Linked DNA regions of Homo sapiens: regions 2, 3 and 4 are each linked to region 1. A link is a contact called in ENCODE Hi-C or POLR2A ChIA-PET data. All regions are on one chromosome and are shown on one strand. Each heading gives the region's core, a stretch centred on a gene start or an enhancer-like site at or near the end of the contact. The rest is flanking DNA. Distances are from core to core; before and after follow the strand shown. Region 1 holds the start of PRKAR1A (protein kinase cAMP-dependent type I regulatory subunit alpha). Region 2 holds the start of PRO1804 (a long non-coding RNA gene). Region 3 overlaps ABCA6 (ATP binding cassette subfamily A member 6). Region 4 holds the start of NOL11 (nucleolar protein 11).

The links. Hi-C counts contacts between places; a loop is a spot of excess contacts on that map. ChIA-PET counts read pairs that join two places held with the same protein, here RNA polymerase II (POLR2A). Pooled maps may share reads with other maps.
Region 2: a loop to region 1 is called in a map of posterior cingulate gyrus, with 3 times the contacts of the local background. The contact joins the promoter of PRO1804 here to the promoter of PRKAR1A in region 1. A Hi-C loop is called at or near these places in 4 of 168 maps with a recorded cell type or tissue (CD14-positive monocyte, IMR-90, posterior cingulate gyrus and 1 more), 4 of 37 single-sample maps with no recorded cell type and 6 of 50 pooled maps. POLR2A ChIA-PET finds 5 or more read pairs at or near these places in 1 of 52 experiments (common myeloid progenitor, CD34-positive).
Region 3: a loop to region 1 is called in a pooled map, with 10 times the contacts of the local background. The contact joins the enhancer-like site here to the promoter of PRKAR1A in region 1. A Hi-C loop is called at or near these places in 15 of 37 single-sample maps with no recorded cell type and 5 of 50 pooled maps.
Region 4: a loop to region 1 is called in a map of CD8-positive, alpha-beta T cell, with 20 times the contacts of the local background. The contact joins the promoter of NOL11 here to the promoter of PRKAR1A in region 1. A Hi-C loop is called at or near these places in 5 of 168 maps with a recorded cell type or tissue (CD4-positive, alpha-beta T cell, CD8-positive, alpha-beta T cell, ascending aorta and 1 more), 3 of 37 single-sample maps with no recorded cell type and 17 of 50 pooled maps. POLR2A ChIA-PET finds 5 or more read pairs at or near these places in 2 of 52 experiments (T-cell and activated B cell).

The regions. Positions count from the first base shown.
Region 1 is chr17:68,507,090-68,514,836 of GRCh38, forward strand. It overlaps PRKAR1A (protein kinase cAMP-dependent type I regulatory subunit alpha), which reads left to right and starts at 5,341. Exons shown (of 11, transcript NM_002734.5): 1 at 5,341-5,459. RefSeq lists silencers at 4,522-4,881, 5,302-5,811 and enhancers at 4,815-5,388, 5,142-5,231.
Region 2 is chr17:69,229,934-69,236,765 of GRCh38, forward strand. It overlaps PRO1804 (a long non-coding RNA gene), which reads right to left and starts at 5,079. Exons shown (of 1, transcript NR_130736.1): 1 at 3,042-5,079. It also overlaps a transcript of ABCA10 not described here. RefSeq lists a silencer at 2,811-3,011.
Region 3 is chr17:69,112,492-69,120,240 of GRCh38, forward strand. ABCA6 (ATP binding cassette subfamily A member 6) reads right to left here. Exons shown (of 39, transcript NM_080284.3): 11 at 5,407-5,465; 12 at 2,885-2,995; 13 at 2,271-2,446; 14 at 1,127-1,246; 15 at 731-869. Among named protein-coding and RNA genes, the nearest start is that of MIR4524A, 17 kb to the left of the region's middle. RefSeq lists an enhancer at 5,572-5,761. Within about 2 kb of position 3,505, at least 6 of the 41 ENCODE cell types and tissues checked have a DNase peak (open chromatin) inside an H3K27ac peak, as active enhancers do.
Region 4 is chr17:67,712,034-67,719,185 of GRCh38, forward strand. NOL11 (nucleolar protein 11) reads left to right here and starts at 5,903. Exons shown (of 18, transcript NM_015462.5): 1 at 5,903-6,055. The coding sequence starts at 5,915. It overlaps LOC101928045 (a long non-coding RNA gene), which reads right to left and starts at 5,645. Exons shown (of 4, transcript NR_188294.1): 1 at 5,609-5,645. RefSeq lists enhancers at 5,814-5,893, 5,964-6,153, 7,076-7,152 and a silencer at 6,424-6,513.

The sequences.
Region 1 (7,747 bases), core at 4,091-6,590:
AGGTACATGATCAGTACAGTGCCAACCTGGATACATTAACAAGATTTGTTGACTTTGTCAGATTGACAAAAACAAAGAAAGTTACTGATCCTAGTCAACGATCATACCATCCATGACACAAAGATCTGTGTGACAATAGCAAAGACATAGAATCAACCCAAATGCCCATCAATGATAGACTGGATAAAGAAAATGTGGTACATATACACTGTGGAATGCTATGCAGCCATAAAAAGGAATGAGATCGTGTCCTTTGCAGGGATGTGGATGGAGCTGGAAGCTATTATCTTCAGCAAACTAACACAGGAACAGAAAACCAAACACCTTATGTTCTCACTTACAAGTGGGAGCTGAACAATGAGAACACATGGACACAGGGAGCAGAACAACACACACTGGGGCCTGTTGGGGAGGCAGGGAGGGGGAGAATCAGCTAATGCGTGTGGGTCTTAATACCTAGGTGATGAGCTGATAGGTGCAGCAAACCACCATGGCACACGTTTATCTATGTACAAACCTGCACGTTCTTCTGCACATGTATCCCGAACTTAAATTAAATTAAAAAACAAACAAACATACATACATCTGAAAAACAGGAAACCACTATCTTTTCACATTAAAAAAAAAAGATCTGTGTGGGTGACTGACTCATCCCTATTTTTTAAAGCCTCAAATCCATGACAAAAGGTCAGCCTTGTTTAAAAACAGCTTAGGCCTAGGAGATTAGTATTCAAAGGAAGAACATTTTAGAAGAGATTCATACAAATATCTGGACTTCACTGAATACATGCTTGTGATAATTAATTTTGTGTCAACTTGGGTAGGCCATGCTACCCAGTTATTGGTCAAACACAAGTCTAGATGTTGCTGTGAATGTATTTTTTTTTTGTACATGCGATTATCATTTAAGTCAATAGACATTGAGTAAAGCAGATTACTCTCTTTAATGTTTGTGGGCCTCACTCAGTTGAAGGCCTTAAGAGAAAAGACTGAGGTTCCCTGAGGAAGAAGGAGTTCTGCCTTGGACTTGAGACTGCAGCATCAACTCTTCCTTGGGTCTAGGCTGCTGACCTGCCCTGCAGATTTTGGACTGTATATACCCAAAGAAATACAAATCATTGTATCATAAAGACACATGCATGCTTATGTTCATTGTAGCACTATTCACAATAGCAAAGACATGGAATCAACCTAAATGCCCATCAGTGGTAGTCTGGATAAAGAAAATGTGGTACATATACACCATGGAATACTATTCAGTGATAAAAAGAATCAAATCATGTCTTTCGCAGCAACATAGATACAGCTGGAGGCCATTCTCCTACGCATATTAACACAGGAATAGAAAACTACCGCATGTTCTCACTTATAAGTGGGAGCTAAACATTGATTACTCAAGGACATAAAGATGGCAGCAATAGATACCTGGAACTACTAGAAGGGGGAGTCGGGGAGCAAGGATTTAAAAACTATTGGGTACTATGCTCACTACCTGGGTGATGGGATCACTTGTACCCAAATCCTTAGCATCACACAATATACCCAGGTAACAAACCTGCACCTGTACCCCTGAATCTAAAATAAAAGTTGAATGAATAAGTAAATATGCTATTTTTGATGAAGATATGTTTTAGATTAAGATATTTTTACTTGGAACGCTTTAGTGTTAGATCCAAGTTTGCCACCCTTCTGGTTTCTTGGTTAATATTTTCAATTAATGCTCAAGATAAACACCCCTCCTTAGTTTAAATGAGCATTTGCCAGTGAGAAAAGTAGGAAGACATTTTGGCATTCGGGTGTTTGCTGGAATTAGTTATGTCTGAAACCACAACTTTGGGTCTCCTAGGAAGTATAAGTACTCAGTACCATTGTACACCATAAGTAGGTGGTGATGGACTTTGAAATTGGAAATACGTGGATCTGTGTTTAGCCAATGGAAACTTTAGGTGCAAGAACCACCAAGAAATGGACCACCAAAGTATTCCTTCCTTTCACGTTTTAGCTTTCTTAATTCTATTTCTGCTTATCACTCATGTTTATTTTGCTTTTATGGTTTTTGGTATTGTTTCACAAGCATTGTAACAGCAATTATGCAATTTCTTTTTCGTTTTTTGAGTGGGAAGGTCTTGCTGTGTGGCCAGGGCTGCAGTGCAGTGGTGCGATCATGGCTCACTGCAGCCTTGACCTCCTGGGCTAAAGCAATCCTCCCAGTACATGCGTGGGTCACCACATCTGGCTAATTTTTAAAATTTTTTTGTAGAGACGGCGGTCTCACTGTGTTGCCCAGGCTGGTCTTGAACTCCTGGGCCCAAGGAAGCCTCCAGCCTGGGCCTCCTAGAGTGATGGGATTACAGATGTTAGCCACCAGTTAAACAGGAAAATTTACTTATAATCCCACTACTCTAGAAACATATTTTTAAACTGAGTTTCTCAAGGACACAGTCCAAAGGAAAGGCTAACAGACCTTTGAATCAAGGGCAGAAGGCCTCTGGAGAAGGGAAACCATACAGAAACTACAGTGGAACAAATGTCATTTCTGAAACATAATTTACGAATACCAACAAGTTGGTATTCTCACAGTGGCACAGTGGCACTGAAAGAACATTTGCACCATTTGGAAAGCACTGAGGCTATTTAGTTTTTCAGAACAGCTGTCTCACTGAACTTTCCCCGGGCTCAACTGTCTACTGCCCATTTCCCTTTATGTCTCCTAAAGCCCCAGCATATGAGGATTTGGCACCTAGAACAAGGTTGAGTGTGACTGACACAGGAAATGGCCCGTGGCTGGACTGGCGCCTGCATGCAGCTGAATGGGGACACACAGCCAGGACTCAGCAAGGAAGCAGCTGTCACTCAAAGTGCTCAGCTCAATGTCAGCAGCTTGCTTGTTTCCTTATTCTTAGTGTCTTAACTGCACTTGGAAGGTAACACTAATGGTGGGACATAGTGTCACTCTGACTTAACCTTGTAGTTTGGGTAGCTCTGCAGGAAGAGGGAGAAATGGGAAGTAAATTAACATTCATTTAATATATCCCCCACTGTACTGAACACCATATATATATATGTAGACAGAGAGAGAGAGAGAGAGAGAGAGAGAGAGAGAGAGATCTATCTATTCTGCAATGGAGAGTGATTAAGATCACTGCCTGGGTTTAAGCCATGTTAGCTGTGTGGCCATGGGCAAGTCACTTAACTTCTCCATGTCTCATGTTTTTTTCTGTAACAATAACAATATTACCTATGTTAAGAGTTACTATGAGGATTAAATTAATTATGTGTAAAGCCCTTAGATCAGTGCTTGGAACACAGTAAGTGCTATACGTGTGTTTGCTGTTATACCCTTAGTAGTTAACTTCAACAAAGTCCTGTTCATCCTTTTATGACCGAGGAAACGGACACCCATGGAGATTAAGTCAATTACCGGACATGGCAGAGCCTGAAACCAAACTCAGATTTACCTGACTGCAATATTTTCTTCCCATAACATGACCGGGCCTGCTCAATGCTATCAAATTCCCTCTGCTGCTTGCCAGCGTAGGGTTCAGTTTATCAACCCTTCTTTGTACTGTCAAGAGTGAAATCCTATCTGACTGAGGCTCTTTTATCCCCATTTCTGATCAACCCTGGAGAAGGGCCAATGGTCAACATTTGGGGAGTCAGTGAAAGGAGAAACTTCCCTTTTCCATTCCCCCCTGTAAGCCTGATTGCCCTTTTGATATCGCCTATGTATCCCTATCAGAAGGCAGTGAATAACATAACTAAATAAATCATCTGATGGACAGTACCCTTAGAGCCTGGTGGATTTGGGGGAGCAGTCGGCCTCCGAGGGCAGCGCTGCCCAATAGGAATATAATGGGAGCCATCTGTGTAACTTTAAACTTTTTAATAGCTACACTAAGAATTAAAAAACAAAAGTGAAATTAACTTTAATATTTTACCTAATATATCAAAAATATTATCATTTCAATCTGGAATCAATATAAACACTATTGAGCTACTTTTTTGTATTGTGTTGAGTTCATGATTTACTTTAAACATACAGCCCTTGAAGTATATACAATGTTACTACAACAGCTCCTGGACACTTGCATATGTGTGTATTTTGCTTTTTTGTATTGTGTTGAATCCATTATGAATTTTAAGCACACGGCCCTAGAAATATATACAATGCTACTAAAGCAGCCCCTAGCCAGACACTTGGACATGTTTCCTTGATGGGCCTTCTTTATTGAGTTACAGACTTGATGTGTCTAAAATTGTACCGTCTCCCTTTTCTTCCTCCTTAGACAGATACTCTGATGGAAAAAAAAAATGGCTGAAAGAGTAAAGTCGCTTTTCCTCCGAATTTTCCCCATTAGTGCAGCTTGTCTGGACAGCTGCGATTTCTTGTTGGGTCACAGGGCATTTTTGACAATCTGCACGCTCTGCACTTCTCCCTCTGTGAGGTCAGGAGTGATGGGGGGGCACTTCAGGTTCTAGAAGGACTCAGGCCTCCTCTTGGACCCTGACAAAGTCCTTTCCCGTGCCTGGTTTCCACAGGGACGGTGTTGCCTGCACAGACGACAGCACCCCCGGCGGGGGAGAGCGGCCCCAGCGGAGACTCGGCAGGGCTCAGGTTTCCTGGACCGGATGACTGACCTGAGCCCGGGGCCCGGGCGGCGCTGGCCGGGCACAGGATGCGCGGCCCGGAGAGCGCATCCCGGCCATCCGCCCGCGCTCGGCCCCGCAGCGCAGCTGCTGCAGATCCGCGGGGGCCGCCACCTCCTCCGGGGGCTGGCAGCGACAGGACTCTCCCCGCCCCGGCCCGGGGCCCTCCCTTGCAGGGGCTGCGGGGAGGAGTCGCCCACCTGTCATCTGAGACGCCCCACGTGGGTCGGCCAGGGAGGGGGTGGAAAGGAGGGAGAAAAGGCAGAGGCGTCAAGGGAGGCCGGAGGGAGAGTGGGGTGGACAGAGGAGCGGAGGGACGAGAGGGAAGCGCACGATAGCTGCGCGGAGAGAGAGCGAAGAGCAGGCGGAGGAACAAAGGCGACCCAAGACACCCAGAGAGGGACAGGTAAGGAGGGGCAGGTGAGCAGGAAGGAGGAGAGAACCGGGCTAGGGAGACTGCGGAAAGGAGAAGTGGCGGGCGTGAGGAAACTGCTGTGGATAAGGGACGAGTAAGATGGAAAGAATGGCGGAAGACGAACGACCGCAGAGTGAGGGTCCTTCCAAGAGCGACCAGGGGGGAGGAACTGGGGCTGTTGCGCCCTTAAGGTTGCTAAGGCGACGGTTCTGGCCAGAGCGAGGCGCATTGACGTCAGTAGCCGAACGCTGATTGGCTGCGGCCAGGCCGTTTCCGGTGGAGCTGTCGCCTAGCCGCTATCGCAGAGTGGAGCGGGGCTGGGAGCAAAGCGCTGAGGGAGCTCGGTACGCCGCCGCCTCGCACCCGCAGCCTCGCGCCCGCCGCCGCCCGTCCCCAGGTGAGTGGGGTCGGCCGGGGGCTCAGGCGAGGTGAGCTTCGTCGCTTCGCAGCCGGTTTGCGGGAGCTGGACCGATCCAAGATGGCGTCACGGGGAGCGACCTGCAGGGGGACGGCCGCACCCCCTGCCCCTCCCCGGCCCGGCGGGCGCCTCCCCGCAGGCCTCACGCCCCCGGCTCCGAGTCTGCATCCTCAAGGCCGTCTGGGCGTTGGCTTTGGTGCGGGGCTCCCCAGCCGCCCCGCTCGCGCTCGCTGCCCCCACCCCACGGCTCCTGGGGCCCTGGGCCCTCCGCGGCCCTCCCCGGCCGCCTTCGCCCCCGCGCGCCGCGGCCTCTTCGCTCACCCTCCCCCATTTCCTGAAGGACAACGGCTCTATTTTACTGGGGTCCGCCATCGTCTCGTCCGCCGGTCCTGGCTCTTCTTGTAAGCCGGTAGTTTTCCTCTCCACTTTTGACGACTCGTCATTGCTAGCAGTAGCCTTTCCTCTTCATAGCGGAGTGATCTTTCCCCCAACACGACGGTCTTAGTCGGGCTCCTGAATTTCCTCTTGTCCCCTTTCACCTCTCTCCCTTTCCCAATTTTGCCCCCCTGAGGCCTCCTCGCCACCACTGTGGCCTTCCGACTGGCGTAGCTTGAAGTCTCGGCTTCCCTTCATTTTGTGGTCATGACCGTGGCCTACGTGAAGTGAAGGGCATTTTCCTGCCCTTCTTCTAGAAAATACACGGTACCTATTAACCTCTTCAGCTCAGAGCCTGTGGTGACGACCGTCCTACTCCTTGAGAGATTCCCAAGAGATCCGTCTTTTTAGCAGAGCGAGGAAAGCAAACACTTACTCAAGATGACCCTAGGGGAGCCGTAACTTGGCTGGTCTAAGGGGGTGCGGTCTGAATCAGGAACAGTTTCTCAAAGTGTTTTTATTTATTTCCCAGAATGTAATCCTTTCGAAACAATTTTGTCACAACTGAATTTTCAAAAGAATGAATCTGAGTGTTTTGTTTTACATAGAGACAATGCAGCGAAAGTTTTAAAGCAGTTAAATAATTGTGTGTGGGGAGGGAAGGCTAGGTTGTTGGGCTTTACAAATAAGTACACATAGAGAATCCGGGTAACTCGATTAAAAATATTAAGACTGTGAAGTCTGGTTATTCAGGGATTTACATGGTGACTGCATTAATTTTGGTACATTTCTGTTCGTATACTGTCCTATTACCGGTGGCTATCTTTTTGGTTTTCGTAATACATTAGTTGTTTCAAACAAAAACACAGTTTCACTCCTTAGGCCCAGTTCTCTCATCTCTACCAGCCAAAGACCTGATCTTAGAATGATTGATCATTTGAATGTTCTTAAAATATGACAATGCTTTGAAGCATGAAAGATCTGATTTATGATTGTTCTTGGTGGCCTTTAAGTATTATTTGAAATGCAGACAATTCTACTGAAGTGGATCTTCAGTTCATATGATTGCCTGACCTGGAGAAGTGGCTTGTATAAATCTATCCTAAAGTAAATGCGCGTTTTTGTTTTTGTTTTGCCTGTTTAAAGTAGCAGCATGATTATTTTTCCATGGCTTCTAATTTATGTGCTTGTCTTGGAGCCACGAACTTTCTAATGGTCTGTTAATTAGTCTACTTGTTGTTGACCTTTATGGTGAAAGTTGTCAAAACAAAATGAGTAACAGTGTAGCACTTTAGAATAGCTCTTTACTCTGTTAATTCTTTCTATAAGTTCTTTTAAATTTACAGTTTCATCTCAATAGTTTACAATGCATTATAATTGGAAAAGTCTGATTAGTATTGAATTCAGTTGCTGAGTGGAGGGGACCACACTCTTGTCTTCTACTCTTAAGTGCTTAGTAATTAGGAGTTGGAAGGAAAACAGTATATGACCCTGTTGTTAAATTAGTAAACTTTTAATTCTAGGGTAAGGTTAGCTGCTCATCATTATCTCTGTTTGCTTTACTTTACATAAAGGTACCATAATTCGAATCCTCTAAAATCCATTAAATGCAATTTATCCATTAAATGTAATCCATTAAATGCAATTTATCTATTGAATCTTCATGCAAGTTTGAAACTTAAGTGTTTTAACATTCTCCTGTCAAGATGAAGAAAATATTTTGACAATTTTCTGTCCAAATGTTTTACAGTTTATGTGGTAAGAATTCTCCCCTCCCCCAACTAAGGATTTTCCTTCTTTTACCACTAGTGTATTATCATTTAGGGGTGGAATCTGGCAAACGAGTCTGGAATAAAGGTTGCTTTTAAAACTCATCTAATTTTCTTGTGTGT
Region 2 (6,832 bases), core at 3,829-6,328, 720 kb after region 1:
TTTATTTCCATAATTGCTGTGATTTGAATGTCTCCTCTAAAATTCATGTTAAAATTTAATTACCAATGAAACAGCATTGAGAAGTGTAGCCTTTAGAAGTGGTGATTAGGTCATGAGGGCTCCACCCTCATAAATGGATTAACACTATTATCTTGGGAATGGGCTCCTGATAAAAGGATGAGTTAGGCCCAATTCTCTCTCTCTCTGTCTCATGCACATGCTTCCACCTTTCACCTTTCCACTGTGGGATGACCCTCACCAGATATCAGTGCCATGCTCTTGGACTTCTCGGCTTCCAGAACTGTGAGAAATAAGTTTCTTTTCTTTATAAATTACCCAGTCTGCTGGGTACAACTAAATCTGTGGTGTTCTGTTATAGCAATAAAAAACAAGCTAAGACAATAATTTTAGGGATTTCAATCTCCAATACGGTACAGTTGGGAGTCTGAGACCTGCATTGCAGACTTGTCACTCATTGTCTGTGTCCCTTGGAGAGGTCATATAAAATCCTCAGGTCTCTGTTACACATTTATAATAGGATTTGGACCCTTTTCATTCTTAGCCTTTACATATTTATAATTATACAGTTCTGCTACAGAGTCAGAATGTTGAAATACTCCAGATTTAGGCTTATGCACATCCACGTTACATAATACCAACTAGCACCTCCTCATCAAACTCTTCCTTACTCTTGAGTCCTTGACCCCTGAAAGCACGATGGCTTTCAGCAGGTAAATGTACTATATTAATGAACAATCAGAGGCAATTTGGCAGAAGTTTTCCTCCACATACCTCTATTTCATTCTAATTTCCCAGAGGAAACTCAGCCAATTTTTTCTAAACTCAACACCACTGCAGAATCCTTCGATCAAATTCTATTACCTAATCTAAAAATCTAGCTCTCTTGGTTATCTCTTTTTATTTTATTGTTAATTTCTATTACAATCTCTTCTCTCCTTCCATCTTTCTTTACATATGACTGGCAATTACATATGAGAAAATATTGTCACTGCCAGCTTTCTTAAGCTACCTTATCTTATAAAATATCTTATAAACTAGCTCATCTTCTTACATTCCCTGCCCAAATTTCCATTGTATTAGTTTCCTAGGGCTGCCATAACAAAGTACCACAAACTGGGTACCTTAGAAATTGATTTGCTCAAAGTGTCAGAGTCCGGAAGTCCAAAAATCATTGTCCTATCTGAAAAGCCATGCTCTCTCTCCCAGCTTCTGGTGATTGCCAGCAACCCTTGTCATTCCTTGACTTGCAGATACGTAACTCTAATATCTGTGTTGTCATTACGTGGCATTCTCTCTTCTATGTGCCTGTGTCTTCAAATGGCATTCTCCTGTGTATTTGTCTCTTTCATTCTACTAATTTTGAGTTAGTTTGCTCCTGTTATTCTAGTTTCTTGAGTTGCCATGTTAGGTTATTTGAGATCTTTCTACTTTTTTGATGTAGGCAAGTATTGCTATAAACTTCCCTCTTAAAACTGCTTTTGCTGTATCCCTTTGGTTCTAGTATATCATGTTCCCCCTTTTTGACTCAAGAATGTTCTAAATATTTTCCTTTTTAATTGCTCCATTGACCCATTAGTGGCTCATGAGGATGTTGTTTAATGTCCGTGTATTTGTACCATTTCCAATGTTCCTCCTGTTATTGATTTCTAGTTTTATTCCATTGTGGTCAGAAAAGCTACTTGATGTAATTTTGATTCTTTTAAACTTGATGAGACTTGTTCTGTGGCCTAACATATGACCTTTCCTGGAGAATATTCCATGTGCTGTTGAGAAGAATGTGTATTCTGCAGCTGTTGGACAGAATGTTTTATAAATGTCTGTTATATCCATCTGGTCTAATATGTGGTTTAATTATAATGTTTCTTTGGGATTTTCTGTCTGGATGATCTGTCTATTCCAGTTCCTTACAATTATTTATTGCAGTATATTTGTCCTTTTAGATCTATTTATATTTGCTTTATATATTTCGGTACTCTTATGTTGAGTACATATGTATTTATAATTATTATATCCTGTTGCTGTACTGGCCTCTTTATCATTATATAATGGCTTTATCTCATTTTAAAGTTTTGGTTATTTTATCAGATATAAGTATAGCTACTCCTACTCTTTTTTTTGTTTCTATGTGCATAAAATATCTTTTTCCATCTCTTCATTTTCAATCTATGTGTCTCTTTACAAGTGTAGTGAGTCTTTTGTAGGCAGCAGATAGTTGGGTCTTGTTTTTTATTCAATCAGCCACTTTATGTCTTTTGATTGAAGAATGTATTTCATTTATATTCAAGTTAATTATTGATAGATGAGGGCTTACTGCTGCCATTTTGATACCTGTTTTCTAGTTGTTTTGTGGACCCTTTCTTCTCTTACAATCTTCCTTTGTGTGTAAATGATTTTCTCTAGTAGTGTTTTGATTTCTTGCTTTGTATTTTTAATATATCTATTATAGGTTTTTGCTTTGTGGTTACCGTAAGGCTGACAAAAAAACATCTAACAAGTTATTTTAAAATAACTTAACTTTGATAGCAAAGGAAAAATAAAAAAACTGTACACTTAATTCCATTCTCCTCCCACATTTTGAATTTTTGATGTCACAATTTTTAAATTTTACATTTTATATTGCCTATCTCTTAGCAAATAATTTATTATTTTTAATAGTTTTGACTTTTATTCTTCATACTAACGATATAAGTGGTTTATGCTCCACAATTACAGTATTAGAATAACAATCATGTTAGCATTCTTCTCTTTAGATTAGAACTCCCTTCAGCATTTCTTATAGGACAGGTCTGATAGTAATGAATTCCCCTCAGCTTTTGTGTGTCTAGTAAAGTCTTTATCTCTCCTTCATTTCTGAAGGACAGCTTTGCTGGATACAGTATTCATGGTTGGCAGTTTTATTTTCCTTCAGTACTCTGAATACATCATGTTCCACTCCATCCTGGCCTGTAAGGTTTCTGCTGGAAAAGTCTCTTGTCAGGTGTATTGGAGTTTCCTTATATGCTATTTGCTTCTTTTATTTCTCTATTTTCAGGGTCCTCTATTTGTCTTTGACCTTCCAAAGTTTGATTATAATATATCTTGGGGTATTCTTATTTGGGTTGAATCTGATTGATTAGCTGTGATCTTCCAGTTCCTGTATATTTATATCTTTCTCCAGGTTTGGAAAGTCCTATTATTATTTCTTTGAATAACCTTCACACTGCTTTGTCTTTCTCAACTCTCTCTTTAACTCCAACAACTGGAATATTTTCTCTTTTAATGTTGTTCCATCAATTCCATAAGCCTTCTTCACTGTCTTTTCATTCTTTTTTTTACCTCCTCTGATTATTTCCAAACAGCCTGTCTTTGAGTTCCCTAATGTTTTTATTCTATTTGATCAGTTCTGCTCTTGATGGTCTCTATTTCATTTTTCATTATGCTCCCTGTATTTTTCAACTCCGGCATGTTTGTGGTTTTTTTAATTATTATTTCAATCTTCATTAAATTATCTGATAAATTTCTGAATTGTTTTTCTGTATATTCTTGAAGTTCATTGATCTTCCTTAAAACAGCTATTTTACATTTTTTGTCTGAAAGATCACAATCCCCATCACTTTAGGGCCAGTCCCTGGTGCCTCATTTTGTCCAGTTGGTAAGGTCATATTTTCCTAAATGTTCTTGATGCTTGTGGATGTGTGACAATGTCTGCACATTGACGGATTAGGCATTTATTCTAGTTTCCCCAATCTGGCTTTGTTTATATCCATTCTTCTTCAGGAGATCTTCCACAGACTCTAAGGAGACTGACTGTTGTCTTCCCTGAGCCCAAGACCAGTACAGCTGTCTCAGCATTAGAGCATTAAAGGGCATGCTAAGCCCAGGTTTGCTATGAGTCTTGGGAGAGCTCTGAGATTTATGCAGCTTTCTAGCCCAGATAGACCTGGGGAAGACCAAAGAAGGGTACCCAGGTTGTATGAAAAATCTGGCCAGAAACCTAAACCCAGAAGACTGTTCTGGTAGCTAAGATGGATGTCCATCTCCTACAGTCCCTGGACAGGTGAGGTAGTTCATTGATTGTAGCAGGTGAGGCCAGGGCTGAGACTGGGGACCCTTGGATCTCCTGCAGAAGGCAGCTGGCAAGCCTATCTTATTGGCTCAGATGAGTGTGCATCTCCCAGCAAGTCTCTGCACAGATGGGCTAGTTCCCTGACTGCAGAGGGGTCAGAACTGAGGCTGGCTTCCCTCAGGATCTATTATGGGACAGAGGCTGGAGAGCACAACATGGAAGTTCAGACTCCCAGGATGCAAGACATGGGCGAGTCTCACTCTAGGTCCTTGTGTGAGCAGTTCTGAGCTGGGACTTTAGCAGAGAAGGGCTGAAGTCAAGTCACAGGGCAACTTTCAGATTCATTGTCAGCAGTCAGAGGAGGCTCTCTGTTGAGGCACTAGTGTACATGATTCTTTCTGGACTCCTTGGCAGATGGTTTTGGTTGTAGGCTCAAGACCAAATGAGTTTTTAGCCAAGCTCCTTGGGGAATGGAACCATTTCCAGGCTTGAACCCAGAAGCAAAATCAGCAGATCAGCCACTAGGGTGCTAGTCTGCACTCTCAAAACAACCTCTAGGTCTTGGGATCCACTGGGGTTTCACAATCTTATACCTGAATCCTGAGGCTCCTGCACAGAGACTTTGGTCTGTGGTGGTGCAGAATTATTGTTGTTATGGGGGGTGGCGGGTAATGAGTGGGTTACCTTCTATTATGTCATCTTGCTGGCATCACTCTCCCCAGTTAATTTTGATGCTGCTGGTCAATGAATTTTTTGCTCTACAAAATTTGCATAGAGCAATGAAACAATGGCGTTCACAGAGTAAACCTTCAATTAATCTTAATTACCATTTTTAATGCTTAGTTCTTATACGTCAAGTCTCTTCTAACAATTGGAATTGTTTTACTTCTTAAATATTCCAAATAAAATGCCACTTGTTTTTTGCTCATCTTGATGCTTTCTCCCAGTGGGAATTATCAATTAAATTCTTAAGTAATGATTTGTTTAAGGAAAAAAATTAACTAATTTTTCTGAAGGATGTGACTATCACTGGTTTTCCCTTTTGAAGCAAAAGAAATGAGAAGTAAAAAATTAGATTTGAGACTATGGTTACATCTTTATTTAAAAAGACGATAAACAACACCATTTCTGGAGGTTTCCTTTAACCATCTCTGCCCATCTCCCTCCAAGTTATCCCAGTTATCAATAAAATTTACTTTCAATATTAGAGATAACTAGATTCTGTGCCATTTGGAGAGTGCCTGAAACGTTTCCTATTTTGTGGCTCCTCAAAGAGACCAAAGGAGGGATTTATAACCGGTGATTACAATCTAACTTCAGGTTCTTGTCCTGTCCTATCTAAGAACCATTCCTGTCCTTTTCAACCTCTAGCTGTTCTGCCTTCTTTAAGTTTGTTGAATGGCTAGGAGTATCCTCTGGCTCACCCCTCTTACTTTGTTCTAACCTCTTGAACTCTATTACTGCCTCACCATTTCTCAAATGAACTAGCACTTGGGTGACTCTGGCTCAGAAGAGTTCTGCTCTGGCTTCTTAGTTCATTCAGTTCTGGCTTCTTAGACTGCCTTGCTGTCACTGCCACTACTCAAGCGGCCTTACCCCACCCCTTTCTGGGACCAGAAAGGTATCCCTTTGGCACAAGCCTCTGCTGCCATCTGGTGGTCAGAGTTTCACTCTTTTTCTGTCCCATTTCTACTAGGCACCCACCCACACCTTGCATTGTGCTGCTTCCACCTGGCAGGATTAGAAACTGTATCTCTCATGGTTACTGAGATTTAAAAAAAAGAAAACAAAAAAAACAAAAACAAAACCTTAATTTTAAAGTTAGAGATGCAATACTTTTAAATAATCTTGACACTGTCACATTTCAGTGTAAAATTCATTGTCCCCCAGCACAGTTACAACTCTGAATTTAAATTGTACATTGTAAATTCTTTTGAGCTTTAACTAGGCAAAAGAAAACTTCCAGTGGCTTTCTATACAATTCAGTTCTCAACTTTTGTCTCAGTTGTCTGCTGTATAGGTTTTGTATCCTCAGCTGCATGGGAATAACCATGAGGACAAAGATAAGATCCTGGGTTTGCATCTTACAATACCTATATATATATGGCCAAGTCAAATAGTAGTAGGATTTTTTGAAAAGATTCTTTCTTTGAACTTCAAAATGTAAGCAAAGCTATTCAAACTTGTGGATCGGCCACACTGTCTTTATAAACAGTTTATTTTTATCCAGGGCACCTACTTCTAATATTTATAATGCAGGCTTGTAAATCCCCCCTGCCCAAAGTGAGTAGTCCCAAATTGGGAACCCCATTGAGAAATGACTTAAGAATAGCAAATAAGTAACTTCACATGTAAGAAGATAGTTCACATAATATTCAAAGACAACCTAAGATTAACTGAAAACAGCACTGAAAGAAGACATGCATTCAAATATGCACAAAGACCTTGAGAATAAGTCTGCAGACAGAGTCTATGAAACTGATAGAATGTATTTATTACAAGATTAGAATCGAAATTTTCTCCCTACTACCTCAATCTGAGTGAACCAGAATCAAGAATCTACCTCCTTTCAGCACTGAGTATGAAACATTACTTGTGTATGGAAAAACTACAGAAAATAATTAAAACAAACTTTTCCACTGACGCCTTTGGATAAATGAATCAATTTTCAACCCAAATCAATGCATTAAATCAGTATTTTCAAATGGGAGTAATTTTGTCTTCCTCCCCCTACCCCCACCCCAACCCTCCCTCAGGAAATATTTG
Region 3 (7,749 bases), core at 2,255-4,754, 600 kb after region 1:
TGTCTTTTGCAGCAACATGGATGGAACTGGAGTCTATTATCATAAGTGAAACAACACAGAAACAGAAAGTCAAATACTGCATGTTCTCATTTATCAGTGAGAGCTAAAAAATGGGTACACATGGACATACAGTGTGGAGTAATAGACACTGAAGACTCGGAAGGGTGAGAGAGTCAGAGGGGGATGGGGAATGAGAAATTATTTAATGGGTACAATGTATATTATTTGGTGATGAATACACCAGAAGCCTGGACTTCACCACTACATAATATATCCATGTAACAAAACGGTACTTGTACTCATTAAATTTATACAAATAAATTAAATTTAAAATAAAATAAGCTCATGAACACCAGTCTATCTGCACCTTCCAATACTTTCTGAAAAAAAAAACACATAAATTACATGGTATACTGTATACTCTGATGCTAAAGAATAAGTGTCTATTTTTCAATTAAATATATATAAAAAAAGATTTGAATGTTTAAATTAATTGACAGCTGATCTAAAAAAAAAAGGTAATCAGAATTTTTCATTAGTTGTCACTACCTAGCAAATGTACAACCAGAAAGGAATTCCACAGTGGAACTAGACTCCTGTCGTCCTCCTGACTGCTATAGAATGTAGGAACATCACCATAATGAGAGCAGGGCTCTTACCCTGGGAATAGACCTCGCTTCTAAATTCCCCAATTGCATCATGGTAACACTGAGATAAAACCAACAATTACCAGCCAGGATGTCAGCCTCATCCATGGACTGGGTACTGAAAAGGATCACATGATCTGCTCTACGCTCTCTCAGGAGGCTCCACACTTGATCTCTGGAAAAGGGATCCAATCCAGTAGTTGGTTCATCTAAAAGCAAAATCTACAGAGAATGAAGATATATAAAATATGTCTCTCTTTCACATTAACTGTATCCAGAAGATAGCATGAAAAACAATAAATACCATAAAATAATAACCATCCAGCCATTTTTCTCCAATATACTTCTATTTATAGTTAAACATAGCAGGTTCTCTCTTGATGCATTACAATGAAAGCTCTACCACTTTTAGTGGTAAAAGAACTTGACATTTTGCAGACATTCGACCTGCTTCCTTCCCCATGCATAATCTCACTTACTTGAGGATCTCCTAAAATGGTAATCCCAAAAGTCAGCTTTCTTTTCTGTCCTTCACTTAAATGTTTAGCAAGGTTATCTTGAATGTTTTGCATGTCCAATTCCAATAATATTCGTTGTACCTATATGAGAAAATACGCAACTTTTAAAATCCAAAATGAAGAAGACATTTATGCAGCCAAAAGACACATGAAAAAATGCTCATCATCACTGGCCATCAGAGAAATGCAAATCAAAACCACAATGAGATATCACCTCACACCAGTTAGTATGGCGATCATTAAAAAGTCAGGAAACAACAGGTGCTGGAGAGGATGTGGAGAAATAGGAACATTTTTACACTGTTGGTGGGACTGTAAACTAGTTCAACCATTGTGCAAGTCAGTGTGGCAACTCCTCAGGGATCTAGAACTAGAAATACCATTTGACCCAGCCATCCCATTACTGGGTATATACCCAAAGGATTATAAATCATGCTGCTATAAAGACACATGCACACGTATGTTTATTGTGGCACTATTCACAATAGCAACACTTGAAAACAACCCAAATGTCCAACAATGATAGACTGGATTAAGAAAATGTGGCACATATATACCATGGAATACTATGCAGCCCATAAAAAATGATGAGTTCATGTCCTTTGTAGGGACATGGATGAAGCTGGAAACCATCATTCTCAGCAAACTATCGCAAGGACAAAAAACCAAACACCGCATGTTCTCACTCATAGGTGGGAATTGAACAATGAGAACACATGGACACAGGAAGGGGAACATCACACATGGGGGCCTGTTGTGGGGTGGGGGGAGGGGAGAGGGATAGCATTAGGAGATATACCTAATGTTAAATGACGAGTTACTGGGTGCAGCACACCAACATGGCACATGTATACATATGTAACTAACCTGCACGTTGTGCACATGTACCCTAACTTAAAGTATAATAAAAAATAAAAATAAAATCCAAAATGATTCATATTATGCAATTTTAACCACTCATTAAAGCAGTCGATATTTGTTATGGGACCTCTTTGCCTAAATTTTATTCATAACAGGGCAAATAAATCATTGAAGAGAATTCTGTGGTCATGATTTAATTTGGTAAGTGGTTGGCAGGTCAGTTAATCCAAGCATGCCCTCCTACCTCTTGTTCCACTTCCTTTAGATGAATCCCTTTTATTTTAGCAAACAGGCTGAGGTTTTCCTTCACGGTGAGTATGTCAAATTGAACATTGAATTGAGGACAGACGCCAGTTATCTTTCTGATTTCCTCCAAGTCTTGCATTTCAGAGAGATTTTTATTATAGATGGTAACTGATCCTAAGAATAGAAGTTAAAAATAAAATTGGCAAGATAATACATTCTATTAATATTCATAGATCTCATTTAAGAAAATATTGGCATATGTTCACAAATGTCTAAAATGATTTGTGAACTACTATTCTTGACATAAATATATGCTTATAGAACTGCATATATGTGAACACAATTTGTGAACTACTAATTATTCTTGTTACAAACATATGCTTATAGAACTGCACATCTACCCTGAAATATCACACAATGGAATAAAGATAATAATTTTTATAAAATTGCAGAAATATGAAGTATATTCAAAATTATGTAGCTCTTGGAAACAACTTTAGATAAACATTATTTCTCTTAAGCCATCAAATTTAAAATTTAAAATGAGAGGCATATGCTTGACCTCATTCTATTATAAGACATCTTGCCTTTGAGAAATTTCTTTTTACTCACCTTCTGTTGGAACAGACAATCCATTAAGAATATTTAGCAGTGAAGATTTGCCAGCTCCACTGTGACCCAGGATTGCCGTGATTTGACCTTCATATATGTCAAAGAGCAAGCCTATTTTTAGAACAAATTGTTAACAAATTATTAACAGTATAAACAGAAAGGCATTAGACAGGCCTGGTCCCAACATAGAACAAGGCTATTTAGTTTAGTGGCATATTTCTCAGCATTTCAATACTTTAAAATACACAATGATCAATATTTTCCTAATTGCCAAAATAATATGTGACAGAACTATAATAATTAAAATAATATGTTACTGGTGCAGGATATAGTGACCAATGGAACAGAACAGAAGTCTAATATGGACCAAAGAAAATATAAAAATAAAGATTAATAAAATGACCTTTCAAATGTATTAGAAAGATGGTTTATTTAATAAATAATATTGGGACAACTAAACAAATACATTAACAAATTTTATGTTTGTAATTTTTTTTTTTTGTTACAGGATCTCATTCTGCCACCTAGACTGGAGTGCAGTGGAGCAATCACAGCTCACTGCAGCCTCAATCTCCCACGCTTAAGCAATTCTCCCACGTCAGCTCCCTGTAGCTGAGACTATTGGCCCACGCCACCACACTTGGCTAATTTTTGTATTTTTAGTAGAGACAGGGTTTTGCCATGTTGCCCAGGCTGGTTTCAAACTCCTGAGTTTAAGCAATACACCCACTTCGGGATTTACAGATGTGAGCCACCATGCCTGGCCTGTAATTTTTAAATGCAAAGTATACGGTGTTTTCCAGGGTAAGAGGGAAGTGATACTGGCTGTTGGGACTGACCCACAGTAACTGGAAAAATTAAATAGAAGCCTCAGTTTCGTCATCTGCAAAGTGAGAGATATATTAACATGTCTTTCACAGGCCTAAATGTAAAATGGTACATGTAAATCACTTAGCATAGTTTCCCGCACACACCAAATCCTCAATGAAATCTAAGTGTTTATTGCTATTGTTGTCGTTGTCATTATTATTCATTATGTATTGCTTGTGGGAGTATGACTTTTTATGATTTTAGAGGGAAATAATTTGAAATATGAATCAAGAATCTTGAAAGTATGCTTCCTTTGAATAATTCTGCTTCTAGAAATTTATATTCAAGAAACAATTTATGACATTTACAAAGATTGAACAAGGCTGTTCATTCTAGTATTTTTTATTACACTAAAAATTGGAAACAAATTGAATCTCATACATTGGTGTGTTAATAAGTTAGTCGTGGTATCCATATAATGGAATGGTACTTAGCTTCTGAAAAGTAGGCCATAGATAAAAGATTTCAAAAGTGTGTCCCAAAGGTGTTGCAGATGTGCTCCAGAAACTAACTCCATGAGGAAGGAAGAGGAGGCTAAGGGATTGCAACTTCTTCCCTGATTTCCCAAAGAGCAGCTATACTTGGTTTGAATTCATAATCATATTTTTAATGTGTTGATGTCCAATGCTTTTAATTTTTTAAGGTGCTGCTATTTTTAAAATGAACAAAATTCTTAAAGAAGTTTTTTGTTTAGACAAAAAGAAGTTCATGACTTGATGAGTACAAAGGTAGTTCAAAATGTGCTCCAAAACTTTAAGTAATCAATTTAAAATTATTTCAGTATCTCCTGAGCTAACATTAAAGAAAGAAATCACAGCTCTAGATGGTATTTGATGAGAGAAACCTAGAGAGAGAATAAAATTGCTCATACAAATACATTAAATTCTCAAAGACCTAATCTAAAAGCAATGAATAAGACTGAATTAGAGGATGCTGTATTTATTAGAAAATACACGCAATATAAACACAATGGTCGGAGAACTCTACACTTCTGGAAGGTTCATGGCTCTTCTTTTTCAGCTTTTAAGGCTTCTGTCTTTTATAAAAATCATTTTTATCCCTCCTAAAAATTATTTTTAATAAAAGTAAATAGTCCTCCATGAAATCTAGCTACTCACTTTGATGTTTGCTTAAATGTCTGTTATAGAAAACTGTATGTTAGAATATTTTGTATCAAAATGTGTTTTTTCATTTCAAATTATAACTTAGGTTTGTTATAGGATATTGACTTGTGAAATTTAATTCATAGTCAATGGTTTTACTCATCTTGCTTTAGTTAACCTCACCAGTACATATAAACTATGTAAATTCACCGGCTAGTATAAAACCTTTATCAGATTTCAGTCTAGATGTTCTTTCCTCACAGTGACAATATATAAAATATTGTTCATAGCAGATTAATCTTTAAAAACAAAGAGAAATTACATCTTTCATTGTATGATACCACTGTTATAAATTAATAGATTCATGAAATATCTGGAAGAATTTTACAGCATATTCTTAATCATGATTAATGTCCAAGTGATAGCGTTATTTATATTCTTTTTTCTTTTGCTTATCTACATATTTCAAATTTTTTCACATTGAATGTTTCCCTTTTTTATAATAAAGAAAGAAGTGAAAGAATGAAATTTTTCAATGTTTTTCTTTACCTTTCAATGCTTCCACTTTTCCAGATTTTCCTTTATATTCCTTCTTAACATTTCTGATTCTGAAATAACAAAAAGGGTGCTTACTTAGCCAACACAGAAGTGAAAATAGCACGGGCCATTTATAGCCCTAGTCATAGTGATAACTGCAGCCAACCACTTTATGTGAAATAAGGGATGGCATAAACAGTCTATTCAGAAAGAAAAAACCCTATTTTTGATTACTTATTTCCCCTGAGGTAGAAAATAGAGGAGTCTCTCTCAAGTTACAATTAAACTACTAGTATTTTGCCTAGAAAAGTAGAATGCTGTGTAATTATCCTCACTTTCTTCCTCTAGCTTTAGAACAGTTGGTTCTTCCCCCTGTTCAAGATCAGCTCATTTACCTAGGGTCTTGAACTGGCATCCTGCATCGTCTCCAAGTCTTGCTTATTAGTTTATGAGTCAGACACTCTGTCACCTGCATCTTTTATAGTGTTCTCTCTAATAGTTCCTCTTTGAACTCACCTCTACTTTGGACACAATTTAATTTCTCTCCTCCCTGTATTGTACAAAATTCTCAAAATAAACTTGCCATTGTAAACTTGCCATTTTCACTTCCTGACCTTTAATTCCTCTTCAATTGCACTCTGATTTCTGAACTCACCACTCCAGTGAACCACTTCATAATGAAATCATTAGTGACCTCCTAATTATAAAATACAACAAATACTTTTCCATTCTTACAGTGGATTATGAGTCACTGTTGATGACTTTCTCTTTGTTAATGGTGACTTAATTGCTTTGCTTCTTATTTTTCTAAATGTTCCTTCTCTGTTTCCTAATAAAGTCCTCTTCCTTCATCAGACACATCAGCTTGATATTCCACAGGGTTCTCCATGTATATGATGGATCTTCTCATTTGAGACTCTCTCCAGAAGTTTTCTCGTTGGATTTTTTGTTTTAGCATCAACCTAATGCTGACCCCACCCTTTTCATTGATCTTTAGATTCACACATCTAATGGTTTGCTGCATAGATAGTCTCTCTCTCTGTCTCTCTCACACACACACACACACAGACACACAGCTCTTAATCAGTGGTTGTTAATTGTGAATACACATTAGAATTCCAAAGGGAACTGATGCCTGCAAACAACATCTGAGATTCATATTATATTCACATTAATTACTTCTCTGCAGAGTTCACAGAAAAAAGATTCACATTAATTGATCTGGGGTGATGAGTTTTTCTTGGCAGTGAAGGCTGAGGATTGGGATATTTTAAATGTTCTTCCAAATGAGTCTAATGTGAAGCCAGGTTTGAGAATTAACTGCTCTAAAACTGCATATGCAGAACAGACTTCACTGCATTGTCACCTAAACCCATTTCCCCATCACGCAGGATCTTATTTGGCAGCATGGACATTCAACTACTCTCTTCCTGATTCTCACTCAGATTCATCACCCATCCAACCTGGTATCATTTTTGTAAAATTTAACTCTAAAATAGTTCAAGTCTTGGGTCCCTTTTAAGTCTTCAACTATTCTTCTCTTGTTCACTGCCTCTAGTTCCTTTCCCTACTTTCAGTTTATTCCCCTAGAATCCATGCTTCACACAGGAAACAGGGTGATTTATTTTAAAATCCATTTTATTTACTCCTCAACGTTCCTCATCAGCCTCAGAGGGAAAGTCAAGGCTACTTTGTACCACATGAAGCAGCCACTCATGGTCTGTCCAGTGACATCTTTTGGCATCCTCGGCCTCATGTTTTATGTGTCAGGATCACCAAACCACCATTTATATCCTGCACAAAGCTTAGTGCTTTTTGTCTTTTCTGCTGGGTGTGTCATACACATATACATATATACATGCACTCACACACACATATGTACATATGCACAAACACACCTTTTTATCTGTCTTATTCTTAGAATGTTCATTGCAACATCATTTGTCAGACCAAAAAATTAGAAACAACTAGAATATTTTTCAATGTCAGAAAAGATAAATAAAAGTGGTAGATTCATATCTTAGAATACTTTTATATAAAAATTAAAATCAATGCATTAGCCCATAGTTATCACTATGAATACACCCCAAAAAGCAAAATGCTGAGTGTAGAAGCAATATGTAGAAACTTAAGTACAGTCTGATACCATTTATAGATTATATCAAAAACACACAGAGCTATATCACATATATCTATATCACATATTGATTAGGGCTATAAGTGTATGGTGCAATATGTAAATATATGAATGGAAAGTGATAACACCAAATCCATTATAAAGGTAAATTCTGACGAAGGATGGAGAAAATATTTTAAAGAGATCAAAAGGGACTTTAAATAAACATATAATATATC
Region 4 (7,152 bases), core at 4,653-7,152, 790 kb before region 1:
ATACTGGCTACAGATTGGAAGAAGGCAACAAAGAAGCAGGGAGACCAGGAAGCAATTATTGCGGTCCAAGAAAGAGATGGGACTGGGAATGGGGGCGGGGCCAGTGGAGAAGGAGAGAGGTAGACAGGTTGAGCTATATTTAGAAGATAAAATCCACAGTACTTGGCAACCTACTCCAGTCCCACTGCTTTATATTCCTATCATGTGCCAATGATACCTCAATCTATATCACCCGCCTGGGCTCTGCCAGGAACTCCAGCATCATATGGGATACAGCTTATTTGGCATCTCACTTAACACAGCCAAAATAGAAATTTGGGTATGGCTTCTCCAAACAACCCTTGCAAATGTGCTACTCCCCTGCCTAGACTTCCCCATTTCAGTAGGGAACACCCCAATCCACCTGGTCACTCAAGGTAAATGTGCAGAACATGCCTTTGATTCCTCCCTCCCTCTCACCATCACACTCAACCCATCTGCCACCCTGTCAACTCTCCCTCCAAATCACATCCTGAATTGATCCACTTTTCCCTATCTCCGCTATCACCACCTACCACAAGCCACTATCTCTTGTATCCTCAAAATTGGTATTTCTGCTTCTGCTTTTTATCCCCTATGAGCTATTCTCTGCTTGAGAGCCAGCGTGATCCTTTCAAAACAGAAATCAGACCTTAGCTTAAAACTTTTTTTTTTTTTTTTTTTTTTTTTTTTTAGGCCAGGCGCAGTGGCTCACGCCTGTAATCCCATTACTTTGGGAGGCTGAGGCAGGGAGATCACGAGGTCAGGAGATCAAGACCATCCTGGCCAACATGGTCTTGATCTCCTGACCTCGTGCTCATGGTCTACTAAAAATGCAAAAATTAGCTGGGTGTGGTGGCAGATGCCTGTAATCCCAGCTCCTTGGGAGGCTGAGGCAGGAGACTCGCTTGAACCTGGGAGGCGGAGGTTGCAGTGAGCCGAGATCGCGCCACTGCGCTCCAGCCTGGGTGACGGAGCAAGGCTCCATCTCAAAAAAACCAAACAAACAAACATAAAATAACAATTGTTAGTGAGGATATGGAGAAACTGGAACCCTTGTGTACTTCTGACGGAAATGTAAAATTGTGCAGCTGCTGTGCAAAACAGCATGGTGTTTCCTCAAAAAATTAAAAACAGAATCACTGTGTGATCCAGCTATTCTACTTCTGGTTATATAGCAAAAAAAAACAAAGCACGATCTCAAGGGGATATTTGTATACCCATGTTCATAGCAGCGTTATTCACAATAGCCAAGAGGAAGCAATCCAACTGTCCATGAATGGAAGAATGGAGGAGCAAAATGTGGTATATCCATTCAACGGAATATTAGTCAGTCTTTAAAAGGAAGGAAATTCTGACACATGCTACAACAGGATGAACCTTGAAGATGTTGTGCTAAGTGAAATAAGCCAGACATAAAAGGACAAATATTTAATGATTCCATTTATCTGAGCTATGGTATTTAAATTCAGAGAGACAGAAAGTAGAATAGTGATTACCAGGGGCTGCAGAAGGGGGAATGGAGAGTTATTGTTTAATGGGTTCAGTCTGGGAAGATGAAAATGTTCCAGAGATGAATGGTGTGGTTGCAACACAGTGTGAATGTACTTCATGCCATAGAACTGCACACTTAAAAATGGTTAAAAGGCCGGGTCTGGTGACTCACGCCTGTAATCCCAGCACTTGGAGAGACCCAGGTGGGTGGATCACTTGAGGTCAGGGGTTCGAGACCATCCTGGCCAATATGGCAAAACCCTGTCTCTAGTAAAAATACAAAAATTAGCTGGACGTGGTGGCGGGCACCTGTAATCCCAGCTACTCGGGAGGCTGAGGCACAAGAATTGCTTGAACCTGGGAGGAGGAGGTTGCAGTGAGCCGAGATAGTGCCATTGCACTGCAGCCTGGGTGGCAGAGTGAGACTCAGTCTCAAAAAAAAAAAGAAGGTTAAGAGCCTGGTGCCGTGGCTCACGCTTGTAATCCCAGCTACTGGGAAGGCCAAGGCAGGAGGATCACTTGAGCCCAGGAGTTCAAGACCAGCCTGGACAACGTGGCAAGACCCTGTCTCTTTAAAAAAAAAAAAAACAAAAAAACAAACAAACAAAAAAAACAGGCCAGGTGCGGCGGCTCATGCCTGTAATCCCAGGTGTGGAAGTCTTTGGGAGGCCGAGGCGGGCGGATCACGAGGTCAGGAGATCGAGACTATCCTGGCCAACATGGTGAAACCCGTGTCTTTACTAAAAATACAAAAAACAAAACAAAACAAAAGTTGCTAAAAAGGTTAAAATGGCAATTTTATGTTACGTACATTTTAGCACAATAAAAAAATTTAAAATATACTCATTGGGTTTTGGCACCACCGGGAGGGCGCTAACATTAGGTTGAAATGTATGCCCCAAAGGATGACAAAGATCTTAGATTCTTCCTCTCTCTCTCTGATTTTTGCTGGGCAGAAAACTTCTTCAGGGGCATATGCCTAAATTCTGGTAATATTGTTCAATTATTTGCTATGGTCTGAACATTTACCGCAAAGGTTTTTTGAGTTTCTGAAACCGAAAAACATATCTTAGAGTATCTCAGATCTTATTTAAGAATCACCACAACTTTCAAATAATATAGAGATTTGGTGGCATACAAATATCTACCATTCACTTTCTTTGCTGAATGGTCCTTCTACGAATATTCCTTTGATGAAGCACTTACTGTACCCCATTCATGCAATGTACACGTCACCAGCTGTCAACCTTCCATGACAAATTTCTAATGGGTAACATCCTCCCTTTTGAATGTGAGCAGGCTTCCCTTCCTACCCATTATATATTTAGACTCATTCATTGTATATTTATCATCTGATTCTATTCTAGGAATTGAATGTGAGAGGCAATATCTTCCCCCAGTCTTCACAGCTAGGCAGCCAAGCAGCATAAACATGACAAACAATCCAGAGAGAACATCCACAACACACAGTAAAATGCACAGGGTCACAGCTGCCTTTGAAGACCAGCCTTAAATGTCTCTAACCAGTGAGGGATAGCCAGACCCTCTTCTTGCTCATTGACCTTGATGGATGCACATTGGAAGTGGAACGCCTCCTGACCCGTTCCTAGCTTAGGCTTGGTTGCAGAAGACTCCTAGTTCCCTTATTATAGCTGGTGTCCTTTCCAGAAAGGATTGTAATCTCCTTTAATAGTTTACCAAACTTAGACTCAAATTTACAGACGAATATGCAAGCACAGTTCCAGCTTTCTCAACCAGGAAGTCTTACTTTCCCTTAATGGATCAAGTCCACGTTCTATTTATTATCCTAGCTTGCAACGTTAAGTGTGACTTATTCAACAAACGTGTATTAAGCTCTTTGTATGGATCACAGACAATTGCTGGTGCCATGAATACGAAAATGTGAAGTGGCCGGGCGCGGTGGCTCAGGCCTGTAATCCCAGCACTTTGGGAGGCTGAGGCGGGTGGATCACCTGAGGTCAGGAGTTCGAGACCAACCTGGCCAACATGGTGAAACCCCGTCTCTACTAAAAATACAAAAATTAGCCAGGTGTGGGGTGGGTGCCTCTAATCCCAGCTACTCGGGAGGCTGAGACAGGAGAATCGCTTGAACCCGGGGGGCAGAGGTTGCAGGTTGCAGAGAGCCGAGATTGTGCCATTGCACTCCAGCCTTCGTGACAAGAGTGAACCTCTGTCTCAAAAAAGAAAAAAAAAGGCTGGGCGCAGTGGCTCACGCCTGTAATCCCAGCACTTTGGGAGGCCGAGGCGGGCGAATCACGAGGTCAGGGGATCGAGACCATCCTGGCTAACAAGGTGAAACCCTGTCTCTACTAAAAATACAAACAAGTCAGCCGGGCATGGTGGCGGGCGCCTGTAGTCCCAGCTCAGGAGGCTGAGGCAGGGGAATGGCGTGAACCCGGGGCGCAGAGCTTGCAGTGAGCCGAGATTGCGCCACTGCACTCCAGCCTGGGCTACAGTGCAAGACTCCGCCTCAAAAAAGAAAAAAGAAAGAAAGAAAGAAAAGCCTTGCTACTGATGGTGCCCTCATCACCTCTCACCTGGTAACTACAATAACTGCGATAGACTTCTAGGGAATCTCCCTGTTGGTGCCCCAGGCGCACTTGCTACTGAGAATGCTCTTAGTTAACTGCATGATCGCTCCCTCCCCTAGTTAACTGCATGATCGCTCCCTCCCCTCCTTCATGCCATCCTCAAAAGATACCCTTGGGCCAGGCACTGTGGCTCTGTAATCCCAGCACTCTAGGAGGCCAAGGGGGGAGGGTCATTTCAGCCCAGGAATTCAAGGTCAGCTTGGGCAATACGGTGAAACCCCATCTTTACAAAAAATACAAAAATTAGCCGGGCATGGTGGTGCATGTCTGTAGTCCCAGGTACTCGGGAGGCTGAGGTGGGAGGATAGCTTAAATCCGGGAAGCAGAGATTGCAGTGAGTTGAGACTGCGTCACTCCAGCCTGGGCGACAGAGCAAGACCCTGTCTCAAAAAAAAAAAAAAAAAAAAAAAGACATCCTCTCAAGGAGGCCTGTGGTCATCCTAGTGAAAATTTCACATACACAGACCACTCCTTCCTCCCCCACACACCCACGCTTTATCTCTCCCTTCTGAGTTTAATGTTTTTCTTCTTACCACCTATCACAAAGTAAGTTATGAAGCATAATAATAAACTATATCCTCTTGATCTCACAACCCAGCCTAAAAATTAAAAGATTATCAGAGTTCAAGATCACCTTGGGCAACAAAGCAAGACTCCATGTCTGCAAAAAATACAAAAATTAGCCGGGCGTGGTGATGGATGCCTGTAGTCCCAGTTATTCGGGAGGCTGAAGCAGGAGGATTGCTTTATTTAGCCCAAGAGTTAGAGGCTGCAGTGAGCCATGATAATGCCACTACTTTTGAACAACAAAAGACCTATTAGCATTATAAAAATAGACTGCATTTGATTCCTTCACAGTAGCTGGATATTCTCCTTTTGCCCATGTCGTCATGTTGGGGCAATGAGAAACAACACACATGGCGATCTGGTGGATGCTTAAATCTAAACTGAGGCACTTTGTCACACTGGGTACATTTGTTTAGTAATTGCCTATTAAATGGTTTCTCCCTAAGAACATCACAATTTATCTTTACTTATTTATTTAACATTATTGATTGAATCTGCCATGCTTATCTGAGAAACATACATTTCTCCCGGAAATAAAAACCTTGCCAAAAATCACACAGGGGACCTTCAACTTCACCTTCATCAAACTAGTCTGAATTTCCTGTAAGCTGAGGAGAGATTTTCCCCACTGGGGCTCAGAGAAGGGGAGTCAGAGAACTCAGAAGGCCTGAAAGACTGAAAAGACTGGAGATCTCTAGAGGGTTCCAAGAAACTTGGGGGGAATTAAGCATTTCACGTAGGAACAGCACGTTATTGGGAGTTTACCTACAGAGATAAATATTTTTTCTTTGGCAGATCGTTCCACAAGGCCATGGATGGAATTCCTAGGGAGTTCCCTTGCAATTAAAAAAAAAAAAATCTAGCTTATTTATATTCGACCACTCCCTAGACCCATCTACAGTCTCTCAAGTCCCCACCTAGAACAGCACGCAGCCGATTCAGGACCCAGTAAGCAGCACTTCCGCGCCTACCCTATCCCTTCCTGGAGCACATCCGGGACTCGGCGAGGCGTGGTCTCGGGAGGCGGAGTCTGACGCAAGCCGGCCCAGCCCACCTGGCTAAATTCACAGTCGCGCTCGCTCCTTCCGCCCGCCAGAGGTCGCAGGCTGCGAGAGCAGGTTCCTGGTTTGGCAAGCACTCGCCCCCTCAGGCCCGTTCATTCTCGCGAGAGAAAGCGCGAGGCCTGCCGGGAGTGAGCGCGGCCGTACTTAGGTTTGCTCAAAATGGCAGCGCTGGAGGAAGAATTCACGTTGTCTTCGGTAGTCCTGAGCGCCGGGCCTGAAGGACTCCTAGGCGTGGAGCAGAGCGACAAAACAGACCAGTTTCTAGTGACAGACAGCGGCAGGACAGTCATCCTCTATAAGGTGAAGGCAATAGGTTTGGGAGCGCCCCGACTGCCTTCTCGCCCCTTTCTGAGCGCGGAGCTCGAGCTCAAGTTTCTCACAGCTTCAGAAAGAGATCGTGGAGAAGGCTTAGCAGAGAGCCGGCTGGGCCTGTTGGGGACGCTGAGTGAGGTCTGGAATCTGGCTTGCTTGCCTTCCTGTAAAGGCATATTTCCGACTTGCAGGGGCAGAGCGTCTGAGTGCACGTGGGTTAGACTCGGAAAAGAAAGAAAACCTGTGCTTTTGCTTCGGAACTCGCGGAATTGGCCTTGCTAAGATTCCCTCCTAGGGTCTTTATTATCTTAGCCGCCCGCGGGAGGATGGAACGGAGATTGGTTGGGCGGGAGAGGATGACACTGACAGAGTGGGAATAGTGGTTTAGCCGTGTCTACACTTCACACCCCTCTCTTTGTAGGGGCGGGGACAATTTTAGAGAGTGAGGGACTTTCTTGATAGCTCGCTAAGAATCTTGCCTCCAAGTGAGTTGTCTGTTGGCATCTCTGATTCACGCTGGGAATCCTGGAGTTGAGTCCTGGGAAAATCTGCAAGCCCTGCCCCCATTTCAGCCTAAAGCCTGATAGAGAACACTTTCTAACCTTGCTTTTGGTGGTCGCATAGAAAGCAGTTACTTTTCTCTGGGCTGCTGAACATAGTTTTCCATGTTTTAAAGAAGTTAGGTATCTGCTTTGACGTTTTGAGAACAGGTTGCTAACAGCTCCCTGTGCCGTTTTGACTCTGCTAACTCTATTGGGTTTCACTTGGGATGTCAAGTAGATTTGCAGTTTTGCAGCTCCTGCATAGGAATACAATGGCAGATTGGAATTGGATAGACATGATCCCAGATGTCCCTACTTAATTTCCCATGCCGCTGTTCAGAGGCATAACTTCCCATGCAGAGGCATAATATAATCAATTTTTAAATGTACTATTGTTTTTTTAACAAAGGGTTGCTTATTTACTTATTTAGGAACTTAGTTATATTTTCATTTTAACTACCCTTTTAGAGGTTTGGCCGGACGCGGTGGTTCACGCCTGTAATCCCAGAACTTCGGGAGGCCCAGGTGGGTGGATCACTTGAG